3 separate regions of the Mus musculus genome follow, and regions 1 and 3 are each linked to region 2. Evidence: chromatin loops called from intact Hi-C (ENCODE). Cell type or tissue: left cerebral cortex. All regions are shown on one strand.

The links. Peaks named below come from ENCODE experiments on the same cell type or tissue, not always from the same donor. Only the 100,000 strongest peaks of a DNase experiment are listed, where the experiment ranks them.
Region 1: a loop joins it to region 2, with 5 times the contacts of the local background. A loop is called at or near these places in 5 of 42 quality-filtered maps.
Region 3: a loop joins it to region 2, with 2.4 times the contacts of the local background. A loop is called at or near these places in 6 of 42 quality-filtered maps.

The regions. Positions count from the first base shown.
Region 1 is chr9:75,313,521-75,316,020 of GRCm38, forward strand. It overlaps Gnb5 (guanine nucleotide binding protein (G protein), beta 5), which reads left to right. Exons shown (of 13, transcript NM_010313.2): 3 at 752-863. It overlaps Gm19531 (a long non-coding RNA gene), which reads right to left. Exons shown (of 2, transcript XR_379632.4): 1 at 544-2,500. Among named protein-coding and RNA genes, the nearest start is that of Gm19531, 3.8 kb to the right of the region's middle. In left cerebral cortex, a CTCF peak has its summit at 976; DNase peaks (open chromatin) are centred at 126, 680, 1,390 and 1,923; H3K4me3 peaks cover 2,500 bases; H3K27ac peaks cover 1,942 bases.
Region 2 is chr9:75,440,570-75,443,069 of GRCm38, forward strand. Leo1 (Leo1, Paf1/RNA polymerase II complex component) reads left to right here and starts at 955. Exons shown (of 12, transcript NM_001039522.1): 1 at 955-1,066. The coding sequence starts at 1,009. In left cerebral cortex, a CTCF peak has its summit at 1,207; a DNase peak (open chromatin) is centred at 935; H3K4me3 peaks cover 1,525 bases; H3K27ac peaks cover 1,137 bases.
Region 3 is chr9:75,032,174-75,034,673 of GRCm38, forward strand. Fam214a (family with sequence similarity 214, member A) reads left to right here. Exons shown (of 13, transcript NM_001113283.1): 13 at 1-295. Among named protein-coding and RNA genes, the nearest start is that of Arpp19, 4.3 kb to the right of the region's middle. In left cerebral cortex, a CTCF peak has its summit at 1,166 (motif pointing right); no DNase peak of the experiment used is centred here.

The DNA.
Region 1 (2,500 bases), 130 kb before region 2:
TGGAAGTGTGACACCTAGTGATCATGGCCCTTTGTCCCTACTCTGCATCTGTAGCTTGAAGGAGGGATTGGGGGAGGGGGTGTGTGTGTCTGAGATTCACCAAGGAACGGAGCCCAGGGAACTGTTGCTGGAGAGGAGCCGCTGGAGTTATCATTTCTCAAGTTCAATACAACATAAGCAGACCTTCATCCCAGAGGAGAGGACGCCCCTGACCCTTGCTTTTGCTGTCTTACCCCACCACCCCGGCAGTCAGAACTCATTTTTAAAAGAATTTTTCGATTAGTGGGTTGTGAGGCACGTGTGTGTGTGTGTGTGTGTGTGTGTGTGTGTGTGTGTGTGGACGTGGTGTGGCCTCCTGCCCACCAAGTCCAGGGATGCCAAGGGCTGGGCGGTATGGCTTCGACTTCACTAGGCTCCCTTAGAGCCAGGGACTAGAGTTGGGGCCAGCTTGGTCTCTGAGTCTCAGTTTATCCTACCCTCACTCACCCCCACCCCACCCCCACTCCCATCCCCTCACAACCCCCCTCCCCTCTACTGTCCCACCTCCGAGCATCGCCGGTTCTCAGGGAGGGCGCGGTAGGCGGAGCCAGCAGAGTCCGTCACCGCTGCGGTCGCGTCACTGCCGAGGGGGCGGGCCCCGGGCGGCGTTGGGGTCACGGAGGCTGCTGCTGCTCCCGCCCTCCCGTCGGGCCCCCGCATCGACTCACAGTCTCCCGCTTTGCGTTTCTCTCCCGGCTGCATCCGGACGAAGATGGCAACCGATGGGCTGCACGAGAACGAGACGCTGGCGTCGCTGAAGAGCGAGGCCGAGAGCCTCAAGGGCAAGCTAGAGGAGGAGCGGGCAAAGCTGCATGACGTGGAGCGTGAGTGCGAGCAGGGGGTGGAAGGGAAGCTCCCGGCTGGAGTGAACCAAACTCTCCGAGGGGCTGGCGGACCCGCGAAGGACCGGTTCCAGCGTCCGGGGTGGGAGGATGCCGAGCCCCTCCCAGAGGGCGGGTGGAGAGGCGCAGGCTGCAGGTGCCGGCGAGGAGGGACCGCTTCTCTGCCCCTTTCAGGTCCTTCCTTTGCGTGGATTTAGAAGCTCACATTCCCATCTCTCCACTGTCCTTGGGGGCAGGGAGCTGAGTGGCAGAAGGAAGCAGACATGCTTTCTGCGTCCGCCGGCTCAGTTTGCGGTAGGCCCTTTTAGAAGCGTTTGATGGATGCTGCGGCTGACATAAAAGGACTAACGCGGTGCAAATAAACTTGCCAGCAGGCTGGCATTCCAGGGACTCTCGGCCAGAGGAGCGACCCCTTTCTCAGAGCTCGGAGTGGGACCCTGCTTGGGCAGTGGTCTTACCGACTCACCCTCACCCTGCCAGCTCCCAACCCTTACATACTTATGTGCAGTTCCTCCACCCACGGCACACCTCCTCCCCGCCTTCCTAATAGGCCTCAGCCTTTTAAATTCCATTTGGAGAAGGGAACTGGGGTTCAGCGTGAGACCTTTAGTGTTTGATTTCTTCGAAACTTGCTGGAAGTACAGAACCCTGGTTGTGTCTCCCCCAAGGGGCTTAAGTTGGGAAGGGGCTGCAAGCGCCTGTGTGGCTTAGAATTGTGTTCAGGTGTAAGTAGTTAAATTGTTGGGGTTTTGTTTTATTTTGTTTTGTTTGTAACAAGATAAGGTCTGGTGCAGCTAGATTGTTGTCATTTATTTACCCAGTGACCCCAAGAAGCAGGAAGAAGGGAGAGTGTAAACACCGGGCTCTTTTCCTACTTAGGGAGACAGCAAAAAAATTCCCAGAATTCCTCTCTTCCCAACATTTCTATTTGTACTTCATAGGTCATGTGGCCCCTGCCAGGAAGTCTGGAAAAGGGGGGACCCAGGCTGAGCACATTGCCACCCCAAAGTTGAGGAGAAGTAAGGAGTAGTTATCAGAGGCGTGACACAGGGTCTGCCTTCTCAGAGCCTTGTATTCTACAGATAGATGATGGCGTTGCCTCAGGCTTGGTATCCCAGCCTTGGACTTCTCCATTTGACAGCTCAGCCCTGTGGCTTGAGCAGTCTTTTTGAAGTCCTACATAGATGGTCCTTGTGACATGAGCCCCCCACTGTAGCACAGTTCTGCAGCCCACACAGGGAGACTCTTGTCTTGCCTTCTCCCGTCTCCATCTCCTAGAATCCCACTCTGACTTTAGTCTTTCCCAGGCTCTTAGGAACCCTGGCTCTCTCCTGTACCTGGAAGTCCTGCCTTGTATTCTGTCCCATCCCTGACTTCAGCAGACATTTTGATCAGCTTCCAAAAGTCTTGCAGAGGGATCCTGACTCTGTCCCTCCTCCCTCCTCCCCAGCCATGAGTGTATGCACCCTCCTACCTCCTCCTGTTGAACTCTAGGGGCTGTTGAAGAGAGGGCAGCAAGAGGTCTCTGTGGTCAGTGGCTAAGTCACCCCTGCAGTGTCCTTAGTCAGCTCTCTACCCTGGCAATTGTAAGATGTTTGGCGATCTGTAGAGGTCTCTGT
Region 2 (2,500 bases):
TCCTGCTGTCCTGGAACTCGCTATGTAGACCAGGCTGGCCTAGACACCACCATCCAGCATCTGTATTTTAAGACAAGGTCCTTTATTGGACCTGAGAGCTGGGATTACAGATGTTGGAAGCCGTGCCTGAGTTTAAGTAGGTGCTGGATTTTCGGAAAACAGATCTTTAGTCTTTAAGGGCAAGTCATTTACCGACAAGCGATCTCACCAGGTCTTTTTTTTTTTTTTTTTTTTTTTTTTTAAAGATTTATTTATTTATTGTATGTAAGTACACTGTAGCTGTCTTCAGACACTCCAGAAGAGGGAGTCAGATCTCATTACAGATGGTTGTTAGCCACCATGTGGTTGCTGGGATTTGAACTCCAGACCTTTGGAAGAGCAGTCGGGTGCTCTTACCCACTGAGCCATCTCACCAGCCCTTTTTTTTTTTTTTTTTTTAAGGGTGGGGGTTCTCAAGGATCCCACGCTGCTCTTGAAGTTGCTATGCAGTTGATGATGAATTTGGGTTTCTGACCCTTTGCTTCTAGAGTGCTGGATTACAGGCGTGCACCACTAACTACTCCAGGCTAGAGCTCTCAATGACTTATTTCTTATTCTTCTGCCACAGGATCTACGTATGTAGACATATGCTGGCTGGCTGGCTGGAACTCGCTTTGTAGACGAACCTGGCCTGGTATTCACAGAGATCTGCCTCCCCAGAGCAGAGCGACCACACCCACCCTCAACTATTTTTAAGAAACCTGGCCGCAGCTGACAGGTCGTAAACAAGTCTGACCCGCATCCCAAGCTCCGCACAGCGTGCGAGCGGGCTAACGGAGTAGCGGGCGAGCGCAGACACCGGGGCGGGGGTGGAGGGGGTGGGGGCGGAGCCAGCCGAGTGCTGGAGAAAACTAGGTCACAAAAGTAAAGTAGGTCTTTGTGCGGCTCTTTACGACACGTCGTGTTTGGACGGGTCTGGCCGTAAAGCAGGCTCGAGCCGAGCAAGCCAAGGCCGCGGACCAAGCTGCTATGGCGGACATGGAGGACCTCTTCGGGAGCGAAGCTGAGAGCGAGGCCGAGCGCAAAGGTGCGGCGGACGGGCGGGCGGGCGGGCGGGCGAGCTCCGCGGATGGGCACATGGGGCGTCGGGTTGCTTTTCGGCCGGAGGCGCGGCGCCGGGCAACGCGAAGTCCCCAAGCTCTTGCCCAGCGCCCCCTGCATGCCCGGCGGTGCCCGCCTCTCCCGGGGAGACCGCCGCGGAGTCAGTGCCTGGAGGATCAGGGACCGGCCTGGACTCCTGGGGGAGCAGAAGGGAGGACGTGTGGCCTGCGCCCCTCCGTGCATACATGGCCAATTGAAAGGGTGGCTGGCAGTGAATGAGTGGAGACATGTTCAACTGCCCATCGGGCGCGGTAACGCCCCGTGTGAAAGGGCGAGTTGATGGGAGAGTGTAGATGCCCCTGAAGGGTCTGGGAGGGATCAGGTTGGAGTTCTACAGAAGGACTACGCACTGGCGATGGGTGCCCTTGGAGAGCCTGTGCGGAAAGCCAGTTTCCTTGTCTGTGATGTAAGAATGGGGAAACTTGTGGAGTGTTTGGAGAGGAGTGACAGGATTTGGTGATGAATGAATGAATGATGGTTCATGGGGGGCATTTCTGGCACAGGTCTACGAATATCTGAATTTGAGATGTGAATAGAAGAATGAGGAAAGATCCGAGATGAACTTCAGAATTCTTGCAGCCCCCCCAGGCCCAAATTAACTTCTATACATGTCATTTTCCTTGCCCCTCCCCCCATTCGTCACCAACTCCAGTTTGTATGTAATTACTCCAGTTGTGGAGGGAGCACTAAGTAAAAGTACAGAGAACTAAACTCTTCCTGTGCCCGGCTTTGCTCATAGTTTATTCTCTGTGTCTTCGAGGCACAATTCTGTGTACACCTTCCCATGTTTTCCATGAAGCGTTTCATTCATTCAGTAAACAAGGATCCCTATCATCTCCTGGCCACCTTGCTAGGGGTTGGGAATGTAATCATGAGAAGACAGGTTCCCGCTCCCCAGCTTAGTGCTTAACGCTTAGTGCTTTTTTGCATCCACTGGTGAAAGCGTCGTTTAGTAAGATGTACCTGTAGTGCTTTCTCATAGCCACCCATAGCTTAGGGAAGTGGAGTGTACAGATGATTGCAGTTCTACGCTTTCTTCCCCTCCCCTTTCTTCCCTTTTAAAAACTTCTTTTAAGGTCATGGCAGTTTTCTTCCATTTTACCATTGAGTTAGTGGACTCTCCAAGACTGACTTTCAGGGTCTGGTGTCCTGTCTTTGACAACTGCTCTTAGTCTTGAAGTTGCTACGGATGTGACAGGGTAGAACTTGGTAGGTCTGCCTGATTGTCTGCTTACCTGCCTGCGTGCCTCCTTCCCTTTCTTTCCCCCTCTTTCTTCTACTGGATCTGCTGTGTATGTTGCCTTTGTTGGCTTTATACTCCCGATTCCACTTCCTCAGTGAGTGCTGGTCTTAGTTAGAT
Region 3 (2,500 bases), 410 kb before region 2:
CAAGCATGTATGCTTTTTATATCTCTCCAGGTTAGGTTTTATAGCACTCGCCCAGGGTCTGTCCCCAGGGGGTCCGACAAAGCTGCTCCCATCCTCCTGGCAAGCGCTGAGCTACCTGCCCATTCTCATTCCTTCTAAGGTCCAAAACATTCTATTTTCCCTGAATCACTACTGTAGAGGTTTTACTTTAAATTGCTGTCCCATGCTAGATAATTTTCTCACACTGTTAAAAAGAATATGTACTTTGAAAAGATTAATATTTATATTGTAAATATATGCAAAAAACTAAAATGTGTATTTGGCTTTTATTCTTAAATGAGACATTTATGTGACTGTTAGATTAACCATGAGACAGTATCCATTCTAGCTCCATAGCTGCCAAGGACAGAAGCATTTGGCAATTGGGAAGGTCACCAAGAAAGGGAGTTTGGCTGATATAGCAGAAGCCTCCTCCTGTCATGCTCAGGTAGAACACGACAGTCTTGATATTTGTGCTGGACCAATGGGCAGCACAGTAGACAACAAGACAGGAATATTTAGGTACAAACTAGGAGTGGGGCATACTCCTTTAATCCCAACTCTTGAGGTTCAGAGGCTGGAGGATTGCTGCAAGTGTGAGGCCAGCCTGGTCTAAATAGTGAGCTCCAAGACACCTAGGACTACATAGACTCTGCTCCCCCCAACACACACCCCCCCCAAAAAGTTCCCGTTCTAACTACTCAGTGCCTCACTGAGTTTCAAATAATTTTCAAGTCTCCTACTATATATATATATATATGTATATATATATAATATATATATATATATCTCCCTTTAATTAAAAATGCATTCTCTCTGTGATGAACTGTAGCTCAGTCATAGAGTGCTTGCCTAATATGCACAAAGTCCTGGGTTGAACCCACACACAGCCCAGCATAAACCAGGCATGGAGGTACATTGTCACCCCAGCACACAGGAAGCAGAGGCAGGAGAATCAGAAGTTACTCCGGATTCATAGTGAGTTTGAGGCCAGCACGAGCTACATGTGCATCTCAAAAACAGAAAGGGAGGGGCAGAGGAAAAAATAACAACTTCTGATCTTTGAAAAGTTTGCATATGCTTATGAAATCCCAAACTTAAAAATTATTTTTTTTTGTGCACATTAGCATCAGAACCACCAGAGGGAGCTTTGTACGACTCTGTCACGGGTGTTTCTCATGGCTTCTAATCTCTGGCTAATTCTTTAAGCATTCAGTTCTTGTACTAGCCACATTAAATGCTCAGTGGCGGTTAGCACTACATGCTTAGTAGCTGGTGTATCGGGGAACACAAACGTAGAATACCACATCATCACAGAAAGTGCTATGGAACTGCTTTGCTCTGGATTGATGGCAGCTCAGGGTCCTCAGATGGGCGTGACCCCAGGAAGAGTATGCAATTAGAGGAAAGAAAGAAAGATTGGGGTTCAAGGGACGACATCATAATCAAGTCAGGCTCGGGTTCAGGTGCTTGCTTTACCTATGAAGCCATCCCATCGGCCCCCAAATCCTCTTGTTCAGCAGTGGATAAAGCCAGGTCTATTTGTAATACCAACATCTGGGAGACTGAAGAAAGGGGAACCCTGAATTATCATGAGTTCAAGAGCAACCTAAACTATAGACTGAGACCACTCATCTCAAAAAGTAAACTTTTAAATAGAGACTCAACAAAAGAGGTTAAGGGACAGGGCAGAACGAGGAATGACGAGCCAGGCCTGTGATAGGGCATGCAAGGACCATAAAGAATGAAAATGTAGAGAAAATCCAATGCTGGGGGCCAGAACAGCCCAGATTCTTAAACACCAGAGGAGGAATTTTAATAATGTATAGCTGTGTCGACAGATGCAGATGCTTTGCGTTGTGTTTCATGCTTTCTATAAGTTGTAGGTAGCTGCAGTCCAGATGGAGAAAAATACCAGCAACAGAAACAGAACCGTATTTCCTTGAACCCATTGCTGTTTCTTGGTCGACTGACTTGAAATTTTGGTTACACCAGGAATCAGTCATAGGAGGAAGGGTCATTTCACTTGAGGCCAGACTTGAGCTATACTCCCAACTATGAGTCCATCTTGTGGAGCTGCATAGTTAAGTCCCTCCCTGGCTTTAAACAGAAAGGGGAGTGGGGAGGAATGACCACTATCTAGGGATCAGAGGAGAGCATTTTGGGCAATGGAGCACTGCAGCTCAGTGCGTGCAGTCTTAAAGATTAAAGTACACGAGTTATGGTGGTGCTGAATAGTGTTCTAACAGCCTCTGGGAACTGAGGTCTGTCTAAAGCTGCTTTGTTCAGTTCCAGCTTCCTACAGAATATACCACTGGGAGTGAAAATGGCCTGCCTCCAAACGCCGGCCCTTCTCGCTCCCAGTTCTGGTATCTTGGGCACAGGGCAAAATCTCCATGTCCATATTTCCTGGCTTCTATTTCCTCTTTTCTTAGGTTGGAACACTGCTGTAGGGTAACACAGGGACAGAGAATGTTTCTTT